Regions from separate parts of the Mus musculus genome. Here region 1 is linked to region 2. The links are chromatin loops, found by intact Hi-C in ENCODE. Cell type or tissue: left cerebral cortex. All regions are shown on one strand. Links, peaks and the distances in the headings refer to the core of each region. The heading gives the core; the rest is flanking DNA.

Region 1 (5,378 bases), core at 502-4,501, 120 kb after region 2:
AAATGTTAACACAGAAGAGGGAAGCTTAGGAGGCCTCAAATGTAGACAAAGAACAAAAGCCAACTGAGAAATATGGAGACTGGCAGAAATAGTTTTCTGCAAGGAAAAGGAAATCAATTGCTTATCCAATATCAAATGTACCAAATGGTCAGCCCTACACACACACACACACACACACACACACACACACACACACACACACAAACTAACATAAAGAGTAAACAGGTTGTAGTTCTAAATTTAGGAATATGTATATATGTATATATGGTATAATGTTGTATCTATGTTATAAATGCATATGCATATAACATATGTTTACATACACATATATGTGTGTGTATATAATGTATATATTGTATATATATGCAACAACAATTCAAGAAATAGTGACCATATTTTTGAAAGAGAGCAAGGAGTTTGATATATACATGGCTTTGGAGGAAGAAAGGGAAAGAGGAAAATAATGTAGTTATATTATATTGAAAATTAAAAAAATTACAAAGGACACTTTTCTGACCAAGGGTGAAAGCAGCTAAAATGTGGATGCAGATATTTAGAAAGGGGTTTTTACAGCATGACACTGTCCCCCCTAGGCTCTATGGTTTCCCTAGCTATAGATTTCACCATGTTTACAATACCAGGCATAAATTTCTTCCTTTGACTCAAGCTTTACATGCATGTAACAATAGGAAGAGTGGTTGGCTACCGATTAACAGTCCTCACACGATTGCACCAGTGTGCATATCTTGTTGGCAAGTTATTATTGTAGTATGCCGAGTCCAGTGTTTGTTATGATCACTGGTTGCCTTTTTGATTCTAGCAGTCAACATGGCACTCTTTGGCACCATGGAAGATAGCCAGGAGGCAGAGAGTTTCCTATCAGTTCAAAACTGATTTCTCTAGCCCTGGACATGACATGTGTTACATCCTCAGCAGTAGGGTCGGACCATCCAATTAGATGGGTAACCAACCCATGACATGGCAGTTTTGGGTCCCTCCAGGGTCTCCCTAACCAATTCTCATAGGCAAATAACCTGTGTCTGCCACTAAGGCTTTCATTTAATTATCCATCTTCTTTTTTTTCAAAGCATTATTGCTCAGATACACAAATACCTTTGTTTAAACTCCTTTTTAAAGAAAACATGTCTTAATTCATTTACAAACTAGTGGGTCTCATACAGCAGATCACACATCCTTGGTTTTGGTTCACCCATCCTTTGCACTTCACTACCCACGCCTTCCCCACTTGCACGTGAACTTTAGCTCTCATCCTGTTCCCCATTAGATCACATGTGCTCCACTATCCCCCTTTTTCTTATATTTCTTTTACTTGGGTTGCAAGATCACAGTTTCCCTAGTAGCTTCTATATGAATACTTCATTTTGGTTAATCCTTCCCCAATCCCTTTATTTCCTCTTCTGAATGACTCCACAGCCTCCTTAAGCCTTCCTTGTCCCCAGATTCTCCCTCCTTACATCTATCTATCTATCTATCTATCTATCTATCTATCTATCTATCTATCTATCTATCTATCTATCTACGTGTGTATGTATGTATGTATGTATGTATGTATCTATCTATCTATCTATCTATCTATCTATCTATCTATCTATCTATCTATCTATCTATCTATCTATCTATCTATATATCTATCTACCAAATGCTGCCCCCTGGCTCCTCCTCACATCACATATTTTCTCCCTCTGTCTCCCCTTCCTTTCTCCTCTGAGAGGGTGCCCCCCACCTCTCAGACCCATCCCATGGGCAACCACCAATCCCTGACATTATTAATGATACTCTGTCATACTTGCAAAGAGCAACCTAGCATAACTGTTCTCTGTGAGGCTCTCTCTACCCAGCAGCCGACTGGAACTGATGCAGAGACCCACAGCCGAACATTGGATAGAGGAAGGGACCTCCTATGGTAGAGTTTGGGAAAGGGTTAAAGACCCTGAAGCAGATAGGAATCCCACAGGAAGACCAACAGAGTCAATTAAAATGGACTCCTGGGAGCTCTCAGAGCCTGAGCCACCAACCAAAGAGCGTATGCAGATTGGATCGAGACCCTGGGCACATACGTAGTGAGATGAGCAAGCAGTTCAGTCTCTATGGCTGCCTTGTCTGGCCTCAGTAGGAAAAGAAGTGCCTAATTCTGCAGAGATTTGATGTGACAGGGTTGGGGGATACCTGGGAAAGGAGGGGCTGCAATCAGGATGTAAAATGAATACATGAATGAATAAATAAATAATAAGTGAAAAAGAAAATATCCAACACCTTCCTGCTTTTTTTGTTTGTTTTGTTTTGTGGCTACTCAGTTGCCACAAAGTGAACAGATTTCCACTGACAGAGGTTACAGTAAACACGCTGTTATATCCCAGGACCCAGCAACTACCAATTGGAATTTCTGAATTCAGGAGCCAAATTAAACCTCTCTTTCTTAGCACTGCTTGTGTAGGGTCTTTTGTCCCAGGAATAGAATGTTGAATAATACTCAGGCTGCATTCCTCACAAAATCGTTCTACTCAGCAACACGGGTTGTTGGTCATAGCAGGTACTGCTTGTGCCATGCGTCAAGTATTTCTAGTGCTTCTGTCAATAGTATATAACAGAAAAGCCTTAAGATAAATGTGTTTTTAAAGCAGTTCATCATGGCTTTAAGAGAATGATGCTGGGCAGGGTATGCTTTGCCTAATTATAATTTGTCCGTAGTTTGCTGCTATTGTGGTAAGCTTTGCCACACGTGCTTCTCATGTCCTGGCTGCCAGCTCCGGCACGCTGAGCTTCAGATGCCAAGCCCCTGTTTGAGCACATGCAGATGAAGCAGAGCATGTGGACTGACATGAGACACCCTTGGAAATAGGATTTGCAGCTCAAACTCTACCTTGGACAGGCGCTCAAGTTTAGTTAGCTTCAAACGAGCAAAATGAAAGGATAATGGGTAAAACTCCGTTATGTAAGAGCGGCTAAAAATATGAATGTAGAGGGTTGAGATTTGTTTCTCAGGGGCATATGACTCAGTGGCTTAATTGTCAAAGAAATAAAATGACTTTCAGTTAATTTGCTCAAATCTGATGAGTCTGTTCAATAGCTTCTACAGAGTAACCTTTAAATTGTACACATTGCAGAAACAATCTTATTCAATGTATTCAAGACAGTAGAAACTGAGGCTCTTTGGGTATAAATGGAGAGACCAAGGGGAGAAATAAGTTCTTAGTAGATGTCACAGTAGGATCTGAACCCAGATAGAGCTTTTGGATTCTTAAGTGTTCTCTTTCCATTTTCCACTCTTAGTATGTTTCTTAATGCTTTGTGTGTGTGTGTGTGTGTGTGTGTGTGCGCGCGCGCGCGCGCACACGCGCGCGAGCACATGAGCGCATGTAGTGTATACACACTCTCTATAAATGCTACATATAACAAATTAACGCATTATAGACACATATTCAACATATGTACAATATGGACTATATAAGAACACATGACATAACAAAATATATACTCATAATAGCCTCCAGAGCATCAAAATTATAAGGTCTTTTGCATGCATATGTCTTTGGTGCCTTAGCATTTTCTAGGTCTGAATGAAACCAACAGAACTTCTGAGTAAGACAACCAGAGCTGACAATGTTTAGAGGGATACTGGTCTGCTAACCGCAGGAGGAAATCAATGAATCAGACAAGTGAGAACTCAGAAGGGCTTCTACCTGGCCTGGCTCACCATTTCTCCATGAGATCCTAATTAGGAGATAATAGCTAAGTGGGAGTCAGATGGTTGGAAAGAAACCAGGCAACAGCACAGACTTGTAAGTTGATATGAACCCCGAATGACCATGTGTTTGTACACTCTCCAGGCTTTGGGAGCACTGTTGCACCTCTTAAATACCTACTGTGTGTGGCCGGTTACTTTGTTCAAAGACATGCTTTGCATTGAACGCTAACCCTCCATTTGCATTGTTATAGTAGTTCATCTATCCTGCTGCAGAACAATCAATAAAACTAATTTTCTACAGAGACGGTACTGAATATTAGGAGAGAAACTGGATTACCGTTTTTTTTTCCTTATGTTTTAATTTAGTATCATGGGCACATGGACTCAAATCCAGTCAAAGCTGCATGGTATATTTGTGATGACTAATTATTCCAACAGCAACCTCACTTCAGACCATACAGTGTTGCACAGGAAATCTAGCTACAAGCAAGTAGAAGTTGCTGGCTGTTTTAAAAGTCAGTTCAAAAGAAGATATATTAAAAAAAAAAACCTGCCCTTAAATATTATGATACCATTAGCAGGATATCCAGCATTGTGTTTAAAAGAGATAAGCCACACGAGAGATTATCAGTTAAGGTCAATTTGAATCTAGAAATCTCCATGCAGATGTCTTGTGGGTGAACTGACCTTGCTGACAGCTCCAGTTCTAGGTTCTCCAGGCTGCATTTCTCTCTTCACTTTCATCAGCATGGCTGTGTCTTCAGCTCTTTGAATGTCTAAGTTTGGAACCAAGGAAGTATACTTGGTGGCTAGGAACAGGTAACCCATGATAAGTAGGGCTTTCCTCTCTGTCCCTTCGCAGAGGTGAAACAATCCCAGCCAGACGCAGAGGTGAGGTGAGCACAGGCGAGCTGCTGGGCTTAAACCTGGAGGGGCAACCTCTCCACTGGCTCATCCCATACTCTTTGCAAACTAGAATGCAAAGGAAGGCTGAAACAAGGCCTAAAATTCTCATAGTCAGTCTTAGATACAAACCTTTTGTTAAATAGCATTCCTGACCCGACCCATACCTGCTTAGAAACAGGACTCTGAACAAATATCCTATTGGAGTTTTGACCTGACCCAATGTTGCCTAGCTATAAACAGTGAAACTGATTAAAGTATGATACCTTTTCTGAGCCAAAAAAAAAAAAAAAAAAAGGAAGGGATGGAAGGAAGGAAAATTAAGGAGCAGGGGTGGGGGTGGGGGAAGGGAAGGAATATAGGAGCTGGAGGAATGGTTTAACTGCTAAAAGCTTAGGATGCTCTTTCAGGGGACTGGGTTTTATTCCCAACACCCACATGGTAGCTCACAACTGTCTTTAACTCCAGTGTCAGGGGATCTAACAACAGCCTTTTCTGATTTTTTTGGGCATCAGACATGCATAGGTTGCACAGACATACATGCGAGCAAAACACGCATATATGTACGTACGTGTACACACACACACACACACACACACACACACACACACACACACACACGTCAAATAGCCCCACATAAAGAACTCTAGGCAACTGAGAAATGCTGAGAACAAAAGAAACAGTCTTTCCATGGGAAGAGCACACCAATTGGTTATCCAGTACTAAATGGTCAGCTCCAGAAGCAAGCATACAGGTAACATTCTATGGG
Region 2 (5,378 bases), core at 754-4,753:
AAGTGTGAACCTTTCCAAGGGAGTTCATGTTTCCTTTTGTTTATCTTCTAGGGAACTTTTTTATTAATGAAGCCATGGAGCTGAAGGTGGGAGACTTTGGTTTGGCAGCCAGACTGGAACCACTGGAACACAGAAGGAGGTGAGAGCCATGCTCTTCCTGGGGTTTGTGGAGACCAAATATGCCTCTATTATTAGTTAATAGAAAGTTAGTTCACACTACAATCTGCAAACCACAGCAGTGTTACTAAACGGAAACTTGTGTGCACTCTTGAGCGAGATAACTTACACCTCTAAATGGATTATTAAGGCAATCAATAAAATAAATGTTTAAATTTACTTGATATATACATACACACACATACACATGTACACACGCACACACAGGATCTGGTCTCATCTGGTTAAAAATACTTGGTCATATGGGCTGGGCAAATTGTACACACATTAAAAAATTACCAAAAGAAACTTGGTCAAATAAAAACACTAAAAAATAGTCAAGTAGAAAATGAGAAAAAAAAATTCAAGCTTTTATTTCCCATTGAGTCATCCCCAGAGAAGTAATTTTAATTGAAGTCATAGTTCCTAATGAGATCTTGCTATATTCTGTCTTCTCAGAACAATATGTGGAACCCCAAATTATCTCTCCCCCGAAGTCCTCAACAAACAAGGACACGGCTGTGAATCAGACATCTGGGCCTTAGGCTGTGTAATGTAAGTAAATGCACTAAAAAAAAAAAAAAAAAAAAAAAAAAAAGCCAAAGTTGACTCAGTCATGATGCTCAAAAAGAGTTCCTTCTTGACCATTTCTGAAGATGTGCTTCTGTGTACCCAGGTATACGATGCTGCTAGGAAGACCTCCATTCGAAACCACAAATCTGAAAGAAACGTACAGGTGCATAAGGGAAGCAAGGTATACCATGCCATCCTCATTGCTGGCCCCTGCTAAGCACTTGATAGCTAGCATGCTGTCCAAAAACCCAGAGGACCGCCCCAGTTTGGATGACATCATTCGGCATGACTTCTTCCTGCAGGTCAGTGCTCTTTGACCTTTCTGTAAAATTGAGTGTCATCGTCCTGGTTGCTGGAGAGGTTTCTGATGGTCTCTTCTGGTTCCACAGGGTTTCACTCCGGACAGACTCTCTTCCAGCTGTTGCCACACAGTTCCAGATTTCCACTTGTCAAGCCCAGCCAAGAATTTCTTTAAGAAAGCCGCAGCCGCTCTTTTTGGTGGCAAGAAGGACAAAGCAAGATATAACGACACACACAGTAAGTTTCCGTATCCAGGATTTCCCTTGAGTTTGATGACTGCATTGAGACTTTCCCTTTAGCGCAACTTCACCATCTTATTTGTATACTGCTGACACTAAGAGAATGGATTGATAGCTTTGGTTTACCTGAGCACTGAAGTGTGTGCTGCCTGCATAGCTGCAGCCCAAGCCAATGATGACATCGTGCTAACTCTTTTCCACACTTGTTGAGATAAATTAACATGCGCAATTCTTTCCCTCGATTTACAGATAAGGTGTCTAAGGAAGATGAAGACATTTACAAGCTTCGGCATGATTTGAAGAAAGTGTCGATAACCCAGCAGCCTAGCAAACACAGAGCAGATGAGGTAGGTCGGGGAAGCACACAAAGAAAAGGTCACGTCCATTCTCGGATAACTAGCATCTGTATGATTAGCAGGGCTGAAGCCATGCTTCCAGGCAGGCTACTTATAAGCTTTTCCAGCGATTATCATAATCTTATGTTAACCTGAAACTTCACATGTAAAGAGACCCAGCCCCTTGGCTCACTGTATGGTGCTTTTCTTCCCTTTCAAGGAGCCCCAGCCGCCTCCCACTACTGTTGCCAGATCTGGAACGTCCGCAGTGGAAAACAAACAGCAGATTGGGGATGCAATCCGGATGATAGTCAGGGGGACTCTCGGCAGCTGCAGCAGCAGCAGCGAATGTAAGTGCTCAAAACCGTATTTTAAATAGACTGTAAGATTAGTGCTGATTAACATAGGAATAAAATCCTAGCATCAGGGAAAAGGCACCAAGGGACCGTGATCTCTATTTCTCTGTCTTTCCCATACGTGGAGTGGAGGGGAAACAGCATTTCCTGATCACAGGGGTTTAATCGTAAACAATGTCGTCATTTCCGTCTCTGTGACTTTGCAGGCCTTGAAGACAGCACCATGGGAAGTGTGGCAGACACAGTGGCAAGAGTCCTTCGAGGATGTCTAGAAAACATGCCGGAAGCTGACTGTATCCCCAAAGAGCAGCTGAGCACGTCCTTTCAGTGGGTCACCAAGTGGGTCGACTACTCCAACAAATACGGCTTTGGGTACCAGCTCTCGGACCACACTGTTGGCGTCCTTTTCAACAACGGGGCTCACATGAGCCTCCTTCCGGACAAAAAGTACGTGTGTGCGTCTGAATGCCGCAGCCGGCCAGTTCTCCGCTGTTGCGCTAATGAAATCTTGGAAACAGTGATGAATTGCTGCTAACCTTTCTTTTCTCTCCTTCCTGATCTTTAGGACAGTTCACTATTATGCGGAACTTGGCCAATGCTCTGTTTTCCCAGCAACAGATGCCCCTGAACAATTTATTAGTCAAGTGACGGTGCTGAAATACTTTTCTCATTACATGGAGGAGAACCTCATGGATGTAAGTACCCCGTGTCTTTTAGAGCAGAGATACGTGAAGCAGTCTAGACCCCAGCAACATCTGCCTCCCTTTGAAGTCTTGTTTAGTTTAGCTTCTCAGGGCTTATCTTAGATGCAGTGCAGAGAGTCAGCATCTCTTTGAGATAGAGCCAGGAATCTTGAGGCCGTTCCGAGGCTTAAGTTTGAGAGGCACGGTGTAACGTCCACACAGTACAGTTTCAGAGGCATTGACCCTCTCTCCTGATTTCTTCCAGGGTGGTGATCTCCCGAGTGTTACTGACATTCGAAGACCTCGGCTCTACCTCCTGCAGTGGTTAAAGTCTGATAAAGCCTTAATGATGCTCTTCAATGACGGCACATTTCAGGTAACTGAGCCTGTTAGGGACCCACACGTCTAGGTTCGGAAATCTTTTTCTACCCAACTGCTTTACCTTTTTTTTTTTTTTTTTTTTTTTTTTTTGGCAGAACCTTGATTACTTCTTGCTTAGCAAGTTCTAATGTCTGTGTTTATTTTTTTCTTAAAGGTGAATTTCTACCACGATCATACAAAAATCATCATCTGTAACCAGAGTGAAGAATACCTTCTCACCTACATCAATGAGGACAGGATCTCTACAACTTTCAGACTGACGACTCTGCTGATGTCTGGCTGTTCGTTAGAATTGAAAAATCGAATGGAATATGCCCTGAACATGCTCTTACAGAGATGTAACTGAAAACATTATTATTATTATTATTATAATTATTTCGAGCGGACCTCATGGGACTCTTTTCCACTGTGAGATCAACAGGGAAGCCAGCGGAAAGATACAGAGCATGTTAGAGAAGTCGGACAGGTGGTGGTACGAATACAATTCCTCTGTGGCCTGCTGGACTGCTGGAACCAGACCAGCCTAAGGTGTAGAGTTGACTTTGGACAATCCTGAGTGTGGAGCCGAGTGCAGTTTTCCCTGAGATACCTGTCGTGAAAAGGTTTATGGGACAGTTTTTCAGAAAGATGCATTGACTCTGAAGTTCTCTCTGTTGAGAGCGTCTTCAGTTGGAAGACTTGGAACTGTGAATACACTTCCTGAAGGGGAGGGAGAAGGGAGGTTGCTCCCTTGCTGTTTAAAGGCTACAATCAGAGCAGCTTTTGGCTGCTTAACTGTGAACTATGGCCATACATTTTTTTTTTTTTTTGGTTATTTTTGAATACACTTGTGGTTGGAAAAGTGCATTCCTTGTTAATAAACTTTTTATTTATTACAGCCCCAAGAGCAGTATTTATTATCAAGATGTTCTCTTTTTTTATGTTGACCATTTCAAACTCTTGGCAATAAAGAGTATGACATAGAAACAGTGGTCTCCTGTCCTTGCTCGTACTCATCACGGCACCCATCGGAGCTTTTAAGCACGGGTTCCTGACACGTCAGTGTGACATCACACACAGCAACAAACTAGACACATCTTTACTATTCCTAGTGACACTTCTAGGGAATCAGTCTTTCATGTCGTCCTTACATTTATGGGCAGTCTTGAGGACCTAACTTGAGAAGTGTATAAAACTGTTGTCACTTTTTACGATCTTCCCCCTACATGATTGGACTCCTGCTGAATTCCAAATGACTTTGTTTCTAAACCAGCTCTTCAAGAATCATTTAACTTAGCCAAAAAGTAGAGTAGTCTCATGCAGACAGACCTGGCATTGCTAAGTGACTAGGTTCAGGAGGTTAACCTTAATATGGGCAAAACTATGGGTTGTGGTACATACATCACTGCGACGCGTTACTCAGCTTTAAGCTGCCTAAACACTTCTAGCGCCTCTGGCAATTAAGCTTCATACTATAATCGTAGGAAACCCTTTGCTAATAACTCACTGTTTTCCTTCTGGTGCACGGAGGTTGAAAAGTTCTGAATATGTGAACCAAATTATGACATGGGTTCATCTTTTAAATTACTAAGTTATTGACGAGGCACATCTGACAAGGTTTTTTTTCTTCTTCTTCTTTCAGTGAAAGCTGTAGAATTTGCACTATGTTGTCCCGTGACTCTGAGCATACACTGACCTACAGATGACCCTAATAAAACTTGCTGTTGTTGTTCAAGCGTAATCATACTCCAAGGAAGATGCTATCCTGGAGAAGGACAGCATTTTGTGCTAGAGCTGTTTACACTGTGATTAGGGGCAAATGGGAGCTGGATGTTGTATTTATCTAAACATAGATGCTGCACCTGGTACACTCAGTGAAAGCCACCTTTGAGAAACTGCTATGCATATCATGAGTCCTCAACCACCCTTGGTACTTTGGGATGTCTCTGCATCAAAATGTATTTCTTCTAATGACTTAACAGTGATGGCCAAGCAAGACTAAGTAACAGGTGAGCACAACTTGAATCTAATTTTTATGAACAGAAAACAAGCAATAGAGTTAAAATGGGGAAAAATAATATCCTTTCCTTTGGATGTTGACATTGGAACTCCACATGCTACTTTAAGGTTTTAGAACAGGCTTAGCCATTCTTGTTATTGAGTATGTGCTGTGTGACAAGGTGCAGGGCCTAGCCTTGAGTTCCCTGAACCTAGGACTCTTCTTGCCCTGCAGGGAGTCTCCCAAAGGCAGATAGTGCAACAGCCTTGGTCTGATAAGTGCTGCGATATTATGATGAAGGTATGCACTGGGTGCTATGATAATTGAAAACAGGAATCAGGAAAGAGCCCTTATTACGTGATAGACTCAGAAACAGG

What was found. Peaks named below come from ENCODE experiments on the same cell type or tissue, not always from the same donor. Only the 100,000 strongest peaks of a DNase experiment are listed, where the experiment ranks them.
Region 1: a loop joins it to region 2, with 2.6 times the contacts of the local background. A loop is called at or near these places in 1 of 42 quality-filtered maps.

Annotation. Positions count from the first base shown.
Region 1 is chr13:110,515,383-110,520,760 of GRCm38, forward strand. No RefSeq gene overlaps it. Among named protein-coding and RNA genes, the nearest start is that of Gm32990, 51 kb to the right of the region's middle. In left cerebral cortex, for the core only: a CTCF peak has its summit at 2,577; a DNase peak (open chromatin) is centred at 2,786; H3K27ac peaks cover 941 bases.
Region 2 is chr13:110,396,856-110,402,233 of GRCm38, forward strand. It overlaps Plk2 (polo like kinase 2), which reads left to right. Exons shown (of 14, transcript NM_152804.2): 5 at 52-139; 6 at 616-711; 7 at 833-1,031; 8 at 1,119-1,266; 9 at 1,518-1,615; 10 at 1,824-1,953; 11 at 2,166-2,406; 12 at 2,525-2,654; 13 at 2,908-3,018; 14 at 3,178-3,989. The coding sequence ends at 3,369. Among named protein-coding and RNA genes, the nearest start is that of Plk2, 4.5 kb to the left of the region's middle. In left cerebral cortex, for the core only: no CTCF peak of the experiment used is centred there; DNase peaks (open chromatin) are centred at 1,186, 1,905, 2,128, 2,519 and 4 more places; H3K4me3 peaks cover 3,788 bases; H3K27ac peaks cover 2,604 bases.